Linked DNA regions of Mus musculus: region 1 is linked to region 2. Evidence: chromatin loops called from intact Hi-C (ENCODE). Cell type or tissue: gastrocnemius. All regions are shown on one strand. Links, peaks and the distances in the headings refer to the core of each region. The heading gives the core; the rest is flanking DNA. Region 1 holds the start of Efs (embryonal Fyn-associated substrate). Region 2 holds the start of Gm31251 (a long non-coding RNA gene).

The links. A loop is a pair of places that touch in the nucleus more often than their neighbours do. Peaks named below come from ENCODE experiments on the same cell type or tissue, not always from the same donor. Only the 100,000 strongest peaks of a DNase experiment are listed, where the experiment ranks them.
Region 1: a loop joins it to region 2, with 6 times the contacts of the local background. A loop is called at or near these places in 1 of 42 quality-filtered maps.

What each region holds. Positions count from the first base shown.
Region 1 is chr14:54,919,506-54,928,622 of GRCm38, forward strand. Efs (embryonal Fyn-associated substrate) reads right to left here and starts at 7,283. Exons shown (of 6, transcript NM_010112.4): 1 at 5,933-7,283; 2 at 1,398-1,676; 3 at 1,000-1,140; 4 at 190-909. The coding sequence starts at 5,950. In gastrocnemius, for the core only: no CTCF peak of the experiment used is centred there; DNase peaks (open chromatin) are centred at 5,181, 5,317, 5,743, 5,912 and 3 more places; H3K4me3 peaks cover 3,169 bases; H3K27ac peaks cover 3,551 bases.
Region 2 is chr14:54,972,382-54,981,498 of GRCm38, forward strand. Myh7 (myosin, heavy polypeptide 7, cardiac muscle, beta) reads right to left here. Exons shown (of 41, transcript NM_080728.3): 27 at 7,940-8,030; 28 at 6,792-7,181; 29 at 6,486-6,612; 30 at 6,202-6,320; 31 at 3,498-3,694; 32 at 2,853-3,036; 33 at 2,531-2,696; 34 at 2,261-2,385; 35 at 1,377-1,685; 36 at 921-1,124; 37 at 690-815; 38 at 307-582. Mhrt (myosin heavy chain associated RNA transcript) reads left to right here. Exons shown (of 5, transcript NR_033497.1): 3 at 384-531; 4 at 1,080-1,145; 5 at 1,497-1,968. It overlaps Gm31251 (a long non-coding RNA gene), which reads left to right and starts at 2,883. Exons shown (of 9, transcript XR_001781261.1): 1 at 2,883-3,704; 2 at 6,090-6,336; 3 at 6,502-6,606; 4 at 6,870-7,278. It overlaps Mir208b (microRNA 208b), which reads right to left and starts at 3,395; the gene lies at 3,319-3,395. In gastrocnemius, for the core only: no CTCF peak of the experiment used is centred there; no DNase peak of the experiment used is centred there.

The DNA of each region.
Region 1 (9,117 bases), core at 606-8,605, 53 kb before region 2:
TCCCAACATCAGAGCTTGGAGTCCTTGCCCTGCGGGGGACAGCTGCTCACCTTCATGCTGGGATTAAGGCATGTGGTATTCACTCAAGTGGTGTGGGCTAGTGCTGGAGTCCCAAGCTACTGGGCAGGAGGCCAGGAGAAAGGGAAATAGATAGGGAGACCCTTCTGGTGGGGTCTCCCAGGATCTCACCTTCAGATGCACGTAGTCATATTCCTCGGCCATTGGGATGCCTTCATATTCATTGTGAGGGCCTGCTGGATCATTGGCTACCTCCCTGCACTCTGGATCTCCCTCGGGTTTGAGGCCCCCATAACCAGGCAGGCAGGGTGGGGGAGGGGGTAGAGGCCTGTCCTGGATACTGCCCTTTCGGCCTGGGGCAGGAGAAGGAGCTGGAGAAGGAGCAGGAGCCTCAGAGACAGGGAGGGCAGGCAGAGGGCGGCGGGACAGGCTCTCAGTGGATGGTAGCCTGGGCCTGTGTTGGGGTGGGGAGCTTCTGGTCGGAAGCTGGGCCACAGTGTCCAGGTCAGTGGAGGAAGAAGCCACTGGAGGCTCTGGGGACGGTGGCTCTGGCCCCAGCAGAGGCACATCGTAAATGCCTTCATCTGCATCCCTGCTTTCTCCATTTGCCAGGAGTTCCTCGGGTGCTTCGTACAGGTTGAGCAGAGCCGAGGCCCGTTTCAGGTTGGAAGGGGCAGCGTAAAGAGGAGGCCCTGGCTCCCGGCCCCCTTCCCACTCCGGATCCCGCTCCAGCTCTGCAGGTGGCTTTAAGGCCAGAGGCACATCGTAGGGCGCTTCATCCTCTCTGGGGGGCTGTGGGACAACTGGGGCCACAGGACAGGAAAAGGAGGCTGGGGAGTCATAGGGACAGCTGGAGGGAGCCCGGAGGATGTTGGGAGGCACATCATAGACCTGGTGGGAGGGATCAGCATTAGCTTTCAGCTCTGCAATAGACTAGCCCTGTGAATTCTGGCCCTCACCCAACATGCACAAAACTCTAACCTCTGCCACGTCTCTGGAGGCAGTCAGCTGCATCCCATTGCCTCGGGGGACCTTGTAGATGGAGTCAGAAGAGGGTGAGCAGGATCTAGCTGGAAGTCCCGAGGCAGAGCAGGGTCGAGCTGGTGGTGGTATTACATACACCTAGGAGATGAAGAGGTGGGTGTGTCAGGAATGAAGTCATTGAAACACATACACAAGTTCAGGAGCTTATAGACTTCCTAGCCTCCCCCCCTCCACACTTCCTGTGCTGACCTTAGAAACAGGTGGCAGAAAGACAGCTAACGACCAGTAAAAGGCCAAAGGTCAAGGTCTCAGTCAGGATCTCCCTGCAAACCTGTATCCAGGCCCTGGAGAGGGCAAAGATTGCCAGGCCTGGGATGAGAGGCTCTACTTCTTACCTCCTGCTCCTCACAGCCACGCTCTGGGGTGGGACATGATGAGCCAGGCTGGGTGGGAGATGCTGGGCAGAGGCTAGGCTTGGGTGCTGGGCCAGCAGGAAGGAGCTTCACTCTGTTAGCAGGGACAATACCCTGCTGGCCATGCAGAGAGCAGAGGCACCAACCATCAAGTCCACCAGCACCCTCCCTCTGCAGTACCCGTAGAACATCCCCTCGGCGGAAGGACAGTTCCTGGGGGGACTCTGCAGTGTTGTCGTACAATGCCCGGGCAAGCTGGGCCTGGTGGGAGAGGTTAGAGGATAATGGTTCTCACACACGGATCAGGTCACGTGGAAATGAGACAGCCTCCCCTTCCAGTCAAGCAAAAATGTCTCACTCCTGGCTCACCTGCTCCTCATTAGGCTCTGCCCTGCCAGCGTCATGGAGGGCACACTCCTCCTCCTTCTCGTTTCTAAACCTGTCTCTTCCATCTTAGTGCCTTTGCACTTATATTCCCTCTACTCCAAGTACCATCTTACTGATCCTTTTACATCCTTCAGTTCTGAGAAAACGTCTCCTCCAAGGAAGAGGATTCTCTTTCCTCTCTTCCCCATCCCATTCTGTGCCTGGATCCACCCACTGTTGCCTTCAAAACACTTTCTATTACTTAGGTTTTGTTATTATTGAGTTCTGCTATCACACTATAAGCCCTGTAAGACCAAGGGCTGCTCTACTCCATGACACCTCCAAAAGGGTGCCAAGCAGAACTGGTCCTCAGTACACATTTGTTAAAGAATTTCTTTAGAGCACATGAAGAGGTCTGGCTAGCATCTCGCATAGACTCTCTTTCGTGTTCCCTTGGTCCTCCAGTGATTACTCCCCCAAGTAAAAGGTTAGGTTAAGCAACTATAGAGACCTGCCTTTCTGAGGGAGCCTGGAAGACATCTAGACCAAGTGTTAAGGCACACTTGAGAAAGAAAACAAATAGAAGCCATTGTTCTGTTCCTAGCCTGAACAAATACAGTACTGCCAGAAGAGGCCAAAGAAGCATGGAGAAGAGAAATGTATATATACTATATGTATGTATACTATAGTATGTGTTCAGAGCAGTGCTGGGAATGACAACTCATGTTTGTAATCCCAGCAGTTGGGAGAGCTGAGGCAGGAGAACTGCTTTGAAGGTTCGAAGCCAGCCTGCAGACCTGTCTAGACAGGAACCTAAGCTTTCCCCATTGAGGGCCTGAGCTTAGGCACTGAGTCATAAACACGAAGTATCCAGAGACTCTTAAGTCTTTACACCAAGTCTTAGTCTCAAAATCTCCATTTTAGAAGGCAAACCGGGGTGCAGGTTTAGGCTTGGTCCAGTGGTGTATGGCTGACATGGCCGGAAGAGCAGTGACATCAGTCAGAGCTTGTACTCCTTCAAGGGTGCTCCCTATGTCTTCTGCAACCACTGTGGTTTTCTTTTACATCATTTTGTTTGTGTGCATGTGTGCCACAGTGCACAGGTGGGGACCAGAGGCTAACTTGCAGGAACCGGTTCTCTCCTTCTGCCATGTGTGTTTTGGGAGTTACACTTGGGTCCTCCGACTTAGCAACAGGTACTTTTACCTACTAAGCCACCTCTCTAGCCTGTCCTTTTTCATTTTACTAGCGCAGCAGTAGAGAGGGATAGTGACTCGGGGGTGAGGAAGGTGTTTGTATAGGTTCCTACACTCAACCTCCCTCGGTTCTCACTCCTCTCAGTGCTCCTGTCCCGTAACATCCTTTGGGAGAAACAAGCTTATTCCACTCAGAGCATAGTCAGTTTCAGTTGTGATTGCTAAATGACTGCCTGCCAGTAGGATCCCAGGCAGTGTGGCTCACCCAGAAACATTGGAGAACAGCCAGTTAGACGCTGCTGGCCAGGTAGCCATGTGGGTCCAACACCTCTAGCTTCTGTGAGCTCCTACACTCATATGTGCAGACCCCCACAGATAGAGACACATACATAATTAAAACAAACAAATATTAAAAAAAAATATTTAGCCGGGCATGGTGGCGCACGCCTTTAATCCCAGCACTCCGGATGCAGAGGCAGGTGGATTTCTGAGTTCGAGGCCAGCCTGGTCTACAAAGTGAGCTCCAGGACAGCCAGGATTATACAGAGAAACCCTGTCTCGAAAAACCAAAAAAAAAAAAAAATGCGGGGGGACTGGGACGTGACTCAGTCGGTAGAGTGGCTATCTTAGCATACAAAAGGCTCTGGAGTCTGTCTTTAGCCACTGGGATTGTGGGGCTCTATACCTGCTATCCCTGTCCTTTTGAAGTGGAGGTAGAAGGATCAGGATTAGGCTTCATAAAACTTTGCTTAAAAAAAAAAGAAAAAGGCTGGGTATCTGAGTGTGTAGCTCAGTGACAGAACAGCTGCCTAGGATGTTTTGAGGCATTAGGTTCAGCCTCTAGTATTATAAAAATATCATCATCACCATCAGCAGCAGCATCAAATAAACAACTAAACATCCAGCTGTAGCCGGATGCTACTGGACTGGAGGGGAGAAGGATGCTCGGCTCACTCAGACATGCTGTTCCTCTGGGACTGTTTTGTGCTAGGAAGCAAGTTGTGCAGCTCTGTGCTCCTTTCTTCTGCTCCCAAGCAACCATCCACCCTTCCTTCCTCCCTTCCTCCCTCCCTCCCTCCCTCCCTCCCTCCTTCCCTCCCTCCCTCCCTCCCTTCCTTCCTCCCTTCCTTCCTTCCTTCCTTCCTCAAAGTACTGGGGTCAAACTCAGGTCCCTTTGCATGACAGGCAAATGTCGACCTCTGAGCTACATGCCTGGCCCTCACCACAGTATTTCTGATTATACTGTGACTTCTAAGAGAAACGTCTACAAAGAAAAAAAGCATGCTCCACAGATCGCTGCCACGTGGAGGCCAGTGGGTGCTGGTGGGTATCTCCCTTAATCATGCTCTATTCTCCTTTTCCTTAGAGAGGGTCTGAGCCTTAAGTTCACTGACTTGGCTGGACAACGAGCCTCTGGAATCCTCTTGTTTCTGCCTCCCCAGTGCTGGGTGTACAGCTGAGTACCCTGCACATGGCAGTACTTGGGTGCTGGGGGTCAAACTCAGATCCTTAATTTATGCAGCAAACACTTTACCAATTGGGCCATGCCCCCAGCCCCAGTGCCTTTCCTTCTAATTGAAAACTAGAAATTAGTATTTTGGATCTAGCCAGTGATTAAAGTCAAGGCTGTAAGTACAGATGGACTTGGGGGTTGAGTTCCTTTCTTGCTTGGATGCCTTTAAGGAGATTTTAAATATCCCTATATTGTAGTGTCCTCCACTGTAGAATTTTCTTATCTCTAGACAAGTACCTATTTTTGAATGATCAAACGTCCTTGTAAGGTTGAAAGCTGTATGAGACAATGCATCAAAAGGTCATGACAAAGTTTAGTGGGGGAGGGCAGGTGTGTAAACTGTAAATGTTACCATTGTTGTGATCCTGTGAGTTTCACTAGCATAAATACTCCTCACCCAAACACCTTCTGGACTTCAAAAGTGACACTAACTCCAGGATCCTGACAGCAGCTTTGGCACTCCCAAAGGCACCCTGCCACCAGAGGACGAAAAGGTCTTGTCTGAGGAATGAAAATTGGATCCGTCCTCAAGGTGTTCTGTGGCTCCCGGGTTTTCTTTCACTTTCATAACTTTTCTTCCCATAGCCACAGTCCAGGAAAGCAGGTGGCAGCCTGGCGTTCCCTGGGGATCCCCAGCAAGGGCTGGAGAAGCTGAGCTCCAAGACAGAAAGCAGAGGTGGCGGCTGTATGGCTCCTCCCAGTATTAGGTTTGAATTTTATCCAATGGGGCCATGCTTTGCAGTTTGCCTAAACCCAGGCCAGAGCTGCTGATAGGATGATGGATTATGGGTGTGACCCCTCCTGCTTTATCTCCTCTTAGGGGCCCAGCTGACTTGTGAGGCAATGGCTGACTTATTTGGGTGGCAGGGTGCCACTGCGCTTTCTGGGAGGCCTCCTCCCGCAATTCCAACAAGCCAACTGTCCCTGTCTTTTGTTCCTAGTCACTAGAAAGTGGCCCGAGGCGGGCTGACATCATCGCCCCTACTCTATGTTATTTTCCCCAGCCTGGTCACCTGCCTGTTTCTCCATTTTCCCCCCAATCCTTTAGAGTTGGGCTTCCTTGGCCTTCCATTTTCCTTGGGCTTCCTGGTCTTTGTCAGAAAACTCCTTTTACTTACCTCCCAATTACAAGCCCCTGCCAACCCCCAATAGGCATCTGTTTCCACCCAGCAAGAGCAGATAGGATGGGGTTACACTCCGCCCTCCCCCCTCATCCCCCAACTATCCACAACCACTATAAAGAAAGAGAATAGGGAGAGAGGAGGAGGGGCCAACCCAGAACCAGAAGGCACAGGGGATGAGGACTGAGAGGGAGGGAGAAAGGAACAAAAGAGGACAGGCTTCTGGGAGAGATCACTGAGTGGATAGAAATAAACAGGACAGTGCCATAGAGCAGGTTGGAGGTGTCTGCCTGGCAAACCTCCTTTCCCTGGTGAACTCACCGACGTGGCAATGGCCATGGCTCTGGCCTCCAGCGTCGCCTGCTTCAGGCCAGGCTCTGTTTCGCTGACTTCAGCGATGGCTGCCCCACACCATGGTTCCCGGCCTCCAAGTCAGAAGGTCACCCCAAGCTGTAGCGCTTGAGGAGATAGATGCCTCCCCCCAAAGTTGGAGGAAGAGAAAGAAAACCCACAAAACTTTCCAAATAGGAGGCAGCTTGGCCAAGCAGGAGGAGGAGTAAGGCGGGCCTGGGCGTCGCTGCGGGACCTCATCCAAGGGGCGCGCTCTAAATTGTCCCCCAGGGTCTCTCGGGGCTCCAGGCCCCCACAGCTGCCGCCTTAAGTCGCAGAGGCCTCCTGGACTCACATGGGCTCACAGCTCACTTCCCAGGCTAAGAGACAGGAGCTGTGGCTGCTTTCGACGCCTCTCCAAGCAGCTCAGGCTAGCCCCGAGGGCTGGGAGAAGCCGCCTGAGTGGTTGGGCTGGACGAGCGACTCTTGGGGCCAACCCTCCCCCAGCGGCGCAGAGCGGTGCTCCCAGGGCTGTCTGTGGTCGTGGCAGCCGGGCCACTGCGGCGGGACCCGCGGGGAAGGAGGAGGAGCGACAACTGAGCTGCGTGTCGCCAAACTCGCTCAAGTCAGCGCAAAGGCCGGCGCCAAAAGGCCTAAGAGCGCGTGGCGGTGGAGCTGGGCTGTCTGCCCAGGCCCGCGCCGAGGCGAGCTCTCCCGGCCACACTCCTTCTCAACACAGCCGGGTCTTGGAGGTGGCCGCCAGGCACCTCTCAGTCTCAGCGCTCAAGGGCGCGCACCACCCTTTGCCCCAGGCACCCCTCTGGCCCCAGTCCCCGCTCACACACCCTGGACCGGGCCCTCGGCGCGTCCCAAAGCTTAGGGAAGCTCCAGGTGTCTTGGGAAATGAAGAAAAAGGCACCGAGCAAAAGGGAACAGAGAAGGGGAGGAGCAGTGCTGTGGGCTCGCCTAGGGTCGAGGTGGGGACACTGAGGGTTAGAAAAGGTCCGGGGTCGCGCGCGGCCCCCGATCACCCCTTGCACTCCGCGCCCCTTCCCTCCCTTGCCCGGGCTCCCGCTCCCCCTCGGCAAGCTCTCCCTCCCCTCCCCGCAGGCCCATTCCTCTCGCGAGGGGCTCGGGCCAGGGGATTAAGAGAAGGGGGAGGAAGGGGGAAGGGGAAGCTGTAGGGAAAGGGGACGATCCTTTCCGAGGCGGTGTTGAGTTTCAGCTCCAGACCCTCGGGCCAAACTGCGCGCCCCAGCCCGGCCACTCTCCCCCGCACCTTCCTCCTCGGGACCGCGCAGCAGACCGCGGGGTGGTCTGGTCCGCGCGCTCCGGGGAGCTCGGCTCTGCCCGACACGCCCCCGCTCTCCCCCGCCAGCCCCACGCCTCTCCCTGCCTCCCTTTCATTAGCCCCACATCTGTCTTTCCCGAGGGAGGGGACGCGCTGCTTCCGCCGCGCGCTAGGGTCCCGGCGGTTTGAGCACGCTGACTTTGCAGGGGCTCAAACCGGCTGCGGGGGTGAGCCGGGGAGGTCCAGAGGGCCACAGGCTTGGAGTCTGGTGCTGAACAAAGATTCTGGCCCTTGGGAGAGAACAAGAAGCTTTAGCGGCTGGCACCAGATCCCAGGCTGGCCGGTTGCACCGCCTTTTAGCCTCCTTTGCCAGTCCGGGCCTGTTTCTTGTCTTTGGTTTGGCCCTCGCTGCTACTGGAGCAGCTGGAGTAGAGATCGTAGGCAGAAGATGACAAAACTCTTTCTGAGGGGCTGGAATCGGGAGTTTCAGCCAAACCCCAGCTCCTTGCCTCCTTTCCCCTTCCTGCGGCCTCCCTTCAGTCGCCCTCTTCTCTAGCCTTTACTTCGAGGAGATATACATCAGAGCTTCTCAGGGTTGGGAGAGATCTGTCTTCTTCAAAAGAAAAGAATTTGGGGCGGGGTGGGGGGAGTGTGTCCTGGTAAGCAAGCTGCTAAATAGAGGTGCAAAGCTGTAATGTTTCCCCAGTGTTTACGTTTAACAAATGAGCACTTTAAGCACAAACAGACAACGAGCTTAGTCGTAACCTCTTTACAAGAGAACAGATAAAATCTTACTTAAGGACCTTTGTGAACTGGAGGCTTTGAGACCACTGTTGCTCCACCACACCACAGTGTTCCACAAGCTTAAGCACAGCATTTTCCCAGAACCACCCGAGGGGACAATGTTTACTGCCTGGTTACCTAGAACCCTCTGCCGAGGGAGAGGGAGAGTTGGCACCTAAGGGTGGCTCAGTGAAAGTTTCAGGATGAACGCGGGATGAATGGTGCTGGCCCTGGTCAGTGATGCTGGAGGGCAGACTTCATGCCCTGGCTGGAAACCTTCAACAGACTCAGGCTCCATTAGAACGAAAAGGAATTTTCGGGGAAGCTAAGCAGAAGGATGTGAAAGGTCCAGGCAGGGCTGCAGTTTGAGAGATGGGTGGGGACCTCAGAGCTTGAGGAATGACTTTAGGTAGGGGCAGCTTCTGTCTTGGGAGTGAATCCTGGCTTGTTAGCTCTGATACCTTGGTCTAGTCATAGCCATCCGGCAGTTTTAATTCCTCCCGTGTAACAGTTGCTTTGGCAAGGAGAACACAGATGGAAAATGCCCCTTCTTCCTCTAACAACACTTTCACGAAAACCAGATGTTCTCAGCTGAAGGAATGGGAACCTTTGCTGCAGTCTTGGTTGGTTTTTTTTATTCTTCTGGAACTCACTCTGTAGACCAGGTTGGTCTCAAACTCAGAAATTCACCTGCCTCTGCCTCCCAAGTGCTGGGATTAAAGGCATGCCCCACCACTGTCCGGTCCTTTCCGACATTTATATACCCCCACTTCTGCCCTCTCCTTTAAGGTTGCAGGTACTCAGGTATTCAAACTAGGAAGAATTCTAGCCTCAGGGAGCGCTTGGAGAAAACTGGCTGAATGGGGGTGATGCCTTGTATAGAGAGCAGCCTCCTATGGTCTTACACCATGGTTTGGCCACATTCAAAGAGTAGCAAAGAAGGAAGTCTTCCCAGCAGGGTTCATCTATCTTTTCCCTTCCTTGTCCCACCCACATGCTCCTCCCTCCTCCTCCTCCTCCTCCTCCTCCTCCTCGCATCCCAGTCCCCTCTTCACCCCTAGTTTTCCATTCACGTTATCCTGTTGCTTCTGAAATGTGTCAG
Region 2 (9,117 bases), core at 495-8,494:
CCTGGCTATAAGTTTTCTGCAGGAGGGTGTTGCTGCTTGTGGCTGTGCCTGTCTAGAGCATATCTCTGGTGGATGGGGGTATATAGAGGGAGCATGTCAAGGTGGAACACACAGGTTATGAAGCTCAATCATGGTCCTCTGGGCCAGGGGACAAGAGTCCATGACTGGGCAGAGTGGAAGGACCTCCAGAGGCTGCACACCAACTCTGGCTAGGGAAAGGTAGCAAGCTCTCTCTGTCCCCCTTGGTTGCTTGTCACTGTGGCTCGAGACCATTGTGTCAGGGCCATGATCACAGCCCTGCCCAACCTGGTAGGTGAGCTCCTTGATGCGCCGCTCACTCTTCCTCATGCCCTTCACTGACTCTGCATTGCGCTTTTGCTCAGCCTCCAGCTCATTCTCCAGCTCCCGGACCCGGGCCTCCAGCTTCTGCAGCTGCTTCTTGCCGCCCTTGAGGGCGATCTGCTCTGCCTCGTCCAGACGGTGCTGCAAGTCCTTGATGGTCTGCTCCATGTTCTTCTTCATGCGCTCCAGGTGGGCGCTGGTGTCCTGCTCCTTCTTCAGCTCCTCAGCCATCATGGCGGCCTGTGCGCAGGAGAGGAGAGCATGTGGTCTGCTCAGGTCCTCATGGGCTCACTGCCCAAACTAGGGAGATGCTGCTCTGGAGTGGGTAGGTAGGGGAGGGGACTCACATCTGTGATAGCCTTCTTGGCCTTCTCCTCTGCGTTCCTACACTCCTGCACTGCCTCCTCTACTTCTGTCTGGAGCTGGGATAGGTCTGCATCCATCTTCTTCTTCTGGTTGATGAGGCTGGTGTTCTGAGAAAAGAGTGGCAGAGCAGAAAAATCCCTGTGCATCTCTGAGAGGCTCCTTCCCCTGTCTGTCATCTGCTGAGCTCAGGAATGTACAGGGTACCCCCTCACCTGCGAGTGCAGCAGCTGCACCCGCTCGCTGGTCTCAATCAGCTCCTGCTCTGCCAGCTTCCGAGACCGCTCCGTCTGCTCCACCACAGCCCGAAGCTCCTCCAGCTCCGCCTGCAGCAGGTTGTTGCGCCGTTCCACGATGGCGATGTTCTCTTTCAGGTCGTCATTGGCACGGACAGCATCATCCAGCTGGATTTGAGTGTCCTGAGGATCAGAAAAATGAGTGTAAGCTAGTTAGCCAGCTGGGGTGCCTTCATGAAGCTGTCCCCCAGGATTGGGCGTGGGTGGAAAGTCCATTGTGGTTGCTTTGGGTTGGCCTGTCAGTTATCTCTACAACGATGGTATGACAAGAGAGAGGAAGTGTCTCTAATTAGTGTCTACCATCTAATTAGCATTTATAGAAGCCAGCCCTTCCCTAGGTGAGGTAACCTCTTGTTTCCAGAAGTCTCTGAGTACCTTCAGCAGACTCTGGAGGCTCTTCACTTGTTTCTGGGCCTCAGCAGCCATACGGTTGGCATGGCTGAGCTGGATCTCCATCTCGTTGAGGTCGCCCTCCATCTTCTTCTTCACCCGCAGGGCCTCATTGCGGCTGCGTGTCTCCGCATCCAGGGAGGTCTGCAGGGAGTCCACCATCCGCAGGTGGTTGCGCTTGGCCTGCTCCATCTCCTCATCCTTCTCTGCCAGCTTCCTTTCAATCTCTGCCTTGATCTGGTTGAACTCTAGCTGGGCGCGGAGGATCTTGCCCTCCTCGTGCTCCAGGGAGGCCTGGAAAGGATATAGATTTTGCAGGCATATAGTCAGAGACCAGGGTGGAAGCAAGGGTGTGTCTAAAAACCATGGCACAGAGAGCATTTGGGGATGGTATACATGACTCAGTAGGAGATGCAGTGGAAGGAAATGAGAAAGAGTGTGCACAAGAGAAATGAAAGCAAGCTGAAGAGAAGGGGATGCAGACTCCCAGGGGGGCGGAGGGAGTCAGCTTTGAAGACAAAGAGGAAAATGAAAAGTGTTGCCAAGGAAACAGAGGCAATGAAGCAGAGAGTAAAGGAACAAAAAAAAAAAAACCACCACACACAGGCAGGCAGAGGTGGAAAGTGGAATGAGCTGAAATAGGAGTCTTTCTAAGGTACAGTAAATAAAATGTTTGTGTGAAGGAACTTGAGTGACCTTGAACTCATCTGACATTGACAACTGTTTGCTGGGTGCCTGCTATGTCCAGCACCATCTTAGACCCTGGCAATGGACCATTGTGGAGGAAGTCAGGCAAAGGACAGATGGGAGCAGGGACCAAAGTCTAGATCCCAGTCCCTACCTGGCCCTGCTCCCTCCTTCGTGCCCACCTCAGCCTCCTCCAGGGCCGACTGCAGCTCCAGCTTCTCGGCCTCCAGTTGCTTTCGGATCTTCTCCAGCTCATGGATGCTCTTCCCCGTGGAGCCCAGCTGCTCAGTCAGGTCTGAGATCTCCTCTGTGGGGGCACACAGTGACTCAGTCAGGAATTTCTGGGGTCTCAATAGAGTAGGGGTGTGCTTCTTTCCCTGGACTGCTATTGGAGATGGGGACATGGCCCTTCCCTTTCCCTGCAGCCCTTTCCTGTCCCCCAGCTCGCCCACCCTGGAGGTTCTTGTTCTCCCGCTTGAAGGTCTCTAGGTGCTCCAGAGACTCCTCATAGGCGTTCTTGAGCTTGAAGAGCTCTGTGCTCAGGGAGCGCGCCTCCTTCTGGGAAGACTCCAGCTCTGACTGCGACTCCTCATACTTCTGCTTCCACTCAGCCAGGATCTGCAGGGAAGGAGCGCCCTGTGACCAGAACTGCCCAGGCCCCCCTCCCCCGACCCAGCCCTCCTCCCCCACCTCCAAGGAGCATGCTGCAGCCTTGAGCTGGCACTGACCCCACCAGCAGCATGCACAGTGTCTGTAGCCCCACCGTGAGCCTACCTTGTCAAAGTTCCTCTGCTTCTTGTCCAGGGCTGCGGCGGCGGCATTGGAGCGCTCCACGTCCACCATCAGGTCCTCGATCTCATTCTGCAGCCTGTGCTTGGTCTTCTCCAGAGAGGAACACTTGGCATTGACAGCCTCCACTGCCTCCTCTGCATCCTGCAGCCTCTGAGCCAGCTTCTTCCTGCAGTAGGGGAAGGAGGGAGGGTGGCCGGGAAGAGAGGGATGGGGAGAATGGAGGAGGTAGGTTTGGACAAGAGGAGAACATGTGACTTTCAAAAGACTATCCTTGACTATCTAGAAGCAATCAGAGAAGGCTGGGGATGGGCTTCAGAGGCTGGGCACTTGGCAGACAAATCTTAGTAGCTGAGCATGAAGGCATAGCACCACTGAGCACCATGAGCCTGATCCTTCTTGGCTGCAGCAGCCCCATTCCCTACAGCACCGTACCCCAGGTGGGAGCACTCAGCCCTCAGACAAACCTTTTGTTCGTCTTATATTCGGATGAGAAACATAACGCGAGCAAAAAGCTTCCCTGAGAGGAGCAGGAGGTGGGGGTGCCTAAGAGTCCCCTCTGTGTGGACTACTGAGCATCAGACTGGGCTGCAGAGGAGCCTCAACCAGGGCTGGCTACCCAGGACTCACTTGGCTTCCTCCAGCTCCTCTGTCCTCTGTATGGCATCCGTCTCATACTTGGTCCTCCACTGGGCCACCTCTGAATTGGCCTTGGACAGGACTCGCTGTAGCTCAGCCTTGGCCTCTGTCTCCTCCTCATACTGTTCCCTCAGCAGGTCACAATCATGCCGTGCTGACTGCAGTGCGTGGGCCAGCGCGTTCTTGGCCTGGGAAGAGGTGAGCATCAAGGAAGTGGGTCAGCTTTTTCCTCCACCATCCTTTTACCCCAGTCTCAACACATCCCTTGGCCCCATCTACCTCCAACTCTCCAGCGAACCCGGTGTGGTTTGCTGAGCAAGAATGACCCTAAATAATAAAACAGTGCTGCACTGTTTACAAAGTTCTGTGTCCACTGCCTGATGCTCCTTGCAGAAGAGCTGATCACCCAGTGCATTTACAGGTGCAAACAGGCATCAGGAAGTTTTCCTTGAGATTACCACACTATAAGAGGTAGGTTAGTACTAAGCTTTGGGGTTTTGTGGGGAAGAGTTGGGATGTTTGTACATATGTAGGGAGGTCTGAAGTCAACCATGGGTTTTTCACATGACACCATATACCATATTTTTCTGAGACAAAGTCTGTCACCAAGACCTCAGAACTTGGCTGGGCTGACTGTCAGTCAGTCCCAGAGATCTTCCTGTGTAGTGATAATTTTAGAATTTTGGCTTTTTTTTTTAAAAAAAATACACAGAAGTATTATAAGAATGTGTGTTTGTTTTAATCCCAGGAGTGGGATATGGGGCTGCTTCAGATTGTCCACAGAGGCTGACTATGATTTGCCTCGTGCTCTAGCAGTGGTGTGATCTTGTCAGCTGCAGATAGTTTCTGCTATTGTGTGACATTTGGAATTCTAAGGACTTTTCAGAGGGTATATGAATGCTAGGACTCAGAGAGGTAGGGTTGGATTTTGGGGGTTGTTGGTTGCTGTTGGTTGCTATTGGTTGCTGTTGGTCACTGTTGCTCATGGTTTGTTAAGTAGTCATGTGCAAAGAAGAAAGTAGAAGAGGAGGAGTAGGTAGGAGTAGAAGCAGAAGAAGAAAAGGAGGAGGAGGAAGAAGGGGAGGAGAGAGAGAGAGAGAAAGAGGAGGAAGAAGGGAAAGAGGGAGAGAAAGAGGAGGAGGAGTGAGAAGAAGGAGAAGGAGATGAAGAAGAGGAAGGAGGAGGAGGAGGAAGAGGAGGAGGAGAAGGAGGAGAAGAAGAAAGGAAGAGGCGGGGCGTGGTGGCACATGCCTTTGATCCCAGCACTTTGGAGGCAGAGGCAGGCGGATTTCTGAGTTCGAGGCCAGCCTGCTCTACAGTGAGTTCCAGCACAGCCAGGGCTATACAGAGAAACCCTGTCTCGAAAAACCAAAAAAAAAAAAAAAAAAAAAAAAAAAAAAAAAAAAAAGAAAGGAGGAGGAGGAGGAAGAGGAGGGAACAGAAGAGGAGGAAGAAGGGGAGGAGAGAGAGAAAGAGGAGGAGGGAAAAGAAGGAGAAGAGGAAGAGGAAGAGGAGGAGGAAGAAGAGGAAGAGGAAGAAGAAGATGGAGAAGGAGGAGGAGGAGGAGGAGGAGGAGGAGGAGGAGGAGAAGAAGAAGAAGAAGAAGAAGAAGAAGAAGAAGAAGAAGAAGAAGAAGAAGAAGAAGAAGAAGAAGAAGAAGAAGAAGAAGAAGAAGAAACAACTAGGTATATTGGTGGTGAAGATCAAACTTTCCTCAAGCAACTCAAACTCAACGCCCCTAATCAGAAGGAGGTAGTGTAACAATAGCATCATCCCTAATGAGAAGAGATAGTCTAACAATAGTATCGTCCGGTTTCCAACTTCTGACTTTATTCAGGGATCTCTTTCCTTTCTTCTCTATCCTTTTTTCTCTCTTATCTAGTGTTAGGGAGTTGAAAGGGTGGAAGAAAAAGAATCCACAAAGTAGAACAGGCAAGCTACATGGCTGTCTCTGCCATCTCCACGCGAAGATTACAAGTGCTGGTGACTGAACTCAGGACCAAACACCTTCATGCTCCTGCACCAAGCCTTTTACTGACTGAGCTCTCTCCCCAGCCAGAGCCCTGTGAGGCTTAAGAACGCATGGCCTTATCTCTTTCCCATGAACTCAGTACTGTGCTAGGGATAGGCTCCGGCTTTCTTCTTCCAGGCTTCAGATTGCTCTCATCATCCTAGGACCCCTCTGTGTAGTCCCTGCACCCAATATCTGCACCCAAGAAGGCCAAATCCCATCTCCTCAGATCAGAGGCTCTGAGCCTGCCTAATTCTGTGGCCTTTAATATAGTCCCTCACGTTGTAGGAACCCTCAACCATAAAATTGTCATGGCTACTTCACACTATAATTTACTACTGTTCTAGATGTGAATGTAAATGTCTGGCATGCATGATATCTACTATTTGACCCCAAAGAGGTCGCAACCCAGAGGTTGAAAATCACTATCTTAGATAATTTCCTCTCTGCCTCTTTACCCTCCTACTCCCCACCCCTGCACAGCAGTAGGAGGGCAAAGGGCCTCTCTCAGCCTGGGGAACAGATTTTAAAAGATACTTAGTAAAGGCTGTGTTATTACTTCTTTTTTACAGTTTGTAGTAAGTTGTGGACCAGACAAGCCTCACTCTTAGAGAAGAAAGAGACCCATATTCTGGCCAATTGGTGCACTCTATGCTTTGTCCAGACACAGAGTCTAGGCCTTACCTTGACCTCCTCCTCCAGTTGCCTCTTGAGGTCCTCCAGCTGCTGTGTATATGTGAGCTTGCCTCGGGTTAGCTGAGAGATCAGAGCCTCCTTCTCGTCCAGCTGCCGGGACAGCTCCCCTGGGGAGGCACCAAGGTACCTTCTGTCCCTCTCTACCCTCAACCCTGCCCCTAACTCTTAGGCTCCCTTCTCTGGAGAGGCTGTGGGCATATGAGGAGCATGTACACCCAAGGCTAGGATGGCTCAGGAGGTTGGGACCCATGGAGCTCCAGCCCTGGGCTCACCATTCTCTGTCTGCAGCTTGGCCCGCTGGCTGGTGAGGTCATTGACAGAACGCTGCGTCTCCTCGGCCTTGCTCCGGTGCTCATTCATCTGGTCTTCCAAGGTCCGGCACATCTTCTCCAGGTTAGCCTGAGAGAGGAAGGAGTTACAGAGTAGGTGCAGGAAGGAACTAAAGTGGAGTAAGGATTGCAATGAAAGAGAAAACCATGGAAGGGAGGGGGCAGGGAGGGGAACCAGATGAGCTGTCAAGGAAGAAAGAGGATCGACATCAGAGGGGATTAGAGGAGGGAGCTGCTGAGAGGGCCCACCTTGGCCTTGATGATCTGCTCCATGTTGGAGGTGACGTCATCCAGCTCCAGCTTGAACTCGCTTTTCTCTTTCTCCAGCTTCTGCTTCACCCGCTGGAGGTTGTCGATCTGCTCGCCCAGCTCCGCCACGCTGTCGGCATGCTTCTTGCGCAGGGCCGCCGCCGTGGCCTCGTGCTGCAGCGTGGCCTCCTCCAGGTCCCGCCGCATCTTCTGGAACTCGGCCTCGCGCTTCTTGTTCATCTCTATCTGCACGGATGTGGCCCCGCCTGCCTCCTCCAGCCTTTCACTGATCTCCTCCAGCTCCCGGGACAGGTCAGAGCGCAGCTTCTCCACCTTGGCCCGGGCTGTGCGCTCGGCCTCCAGCTCCTCCTCCAGCTCCTCGATGCGTGCCTAGCCAGGGACACAGAGGGTCAGACCTGCTTCCTGCACCCCTCCATTGAGGCCGGCCCTGGAGCTCTAAAAGATCCCTGGTCTATGAGAACAGCACGTAAGTTTGATGTGTTACTAGAAAGGTGGACATAGATGGATTTGGGGGAAGGTGTCTTGCGCAGCCCAGTCAACTTTCCTTTAGGCTTGAGCAGTGCACATTCTCTTTATTGGAAGAAAGCAGATATCTTAGAGAAGGCCAAACAACAACAACAACAACAAACAAACAAACAAACAAACAACAACAACAATCTGTGTCTCATGGGTTTTTGCAAGCAATTTAGTGGGGGAAAGTAGCAAAAGTGTAGCTGAGAAAACCACACTTGTCTGATAAAATAGCTGAAGACCTAATTCAATGCCTGCTACAGAGGAAAGAGCCATAAGAGCTGAAGGGACCTAAAAGTCACCAGGTGACAGAGTAGGCATGGAGACTCAGAGGTCTGTAGTGGAGCTCTGTGATCTCGTGACTAGACAGACTGAGAAGAAACCAGGAGTTCTGCGGTCTAGACCTCCCCCGTCCCCTCCCAGGCTCTCTTCCTGTGTCTTCCTTGGATCATACAAGCCCCAGCTAGGGATTCCCATAGGAAGCCTTGTTCATTTTATCTCCTTTCACGGGCACACAGTTCCTTGTTGCAGGAGTAGCATACCCTGGAGGGGGTCGAGGGAAGCGGAGAGCCAGCCAGGGATGCCACGTTCAGCTGGAGCCTCTCCTCTAGCCTTACCTGAAGCTCCTTGAGCTTCTTCTGCAGCTGACTGCCCAGGGCTTGCTCATCCTCAATCCTGGCATTGAGTGCATTTAACTCAAAGTCCTTCCTGTAGGGGAGAAAGGGGGTGGGGTAGCAGGCCAGGTAGGCACCTGACTATCCACCAGAGATTGCAGACTATAAAACCAATAAAGTACAGGAAAAAAACAAAACAAAACAAAACAAAACAAAACAAAACAAAACAAAATAAAACAAAACAAAAAACTTCCAAGAGTGATTTAGGATGCCCAAAGGATAACACCTGCTGTCGGGTTCAGGTCCAGGAAGAATGTAATGGAAAGCCCTGCAGCAGGGTGGTGGGGTGGGGCTCTGTGGGGCTTTTCCTTCTTTTAAAAAAATTATTTATTTATTATTAAATATGTATGAGTGTACACTATCAATGTTCTCAGACACACCAGAAGAGGGCATCAGATCCCATTACAGATGGTTGTGAGCCACCATGTGGTTGCTGGGATTTGAACTCAGGACCTCTGGAAGAGCAGTCAGTGCTCTTAACCTCTGAGCCATCTCTCCAGCAAGCTTTCCCCTATTTATTTATTTATTTATTTATTTATTTATTTATTTATTTATTTATTTATTATTATTTTTGGTTTTTCGAGACAGGGTTTCTCTGTGTAACCCTGGCTGTCCTGGAACTCACTTTGTAGACCAGGATGGGCTTGAACTCGGAAATCCGCCTGCCTCTGCCTCCCAAGTACTGGGATTAAAGGTGTGTGCCACCACCGCCCAGCAAGCTTTCCCCTCTTATCCCAAGTTTTCTCCTCTGTGAAGTAATGAGACTATTGCAAAGGCCTTTTTTTTCTTTCTCTTTGATGCTGGTGGTCTTTAACTTGTCACTGTTAGCTTAGGTGACTCAGTTGCCTCTCTCTTTTTTTTTTTTAAATTGGTGTATATTCACTGTACATAGTGCTAGGATCATAAGGATGGTTTCTCACACCAGACCATGCACCTTGATCATGCTCACTTCCCTCTCTACTCCTTAACCTTTCTGAGCCTTAGCTGTCTCTTTAGTAAAGTAGGATGACGGACACTATCTTTGTGGGGATTCTGAGGAGGGCAATTGGGAGTTGTGCTCTTCTAGAAGAAGCAAGATCAGTTCTCAACACTCATACCATGTAGCTCACAACTGCCTCATA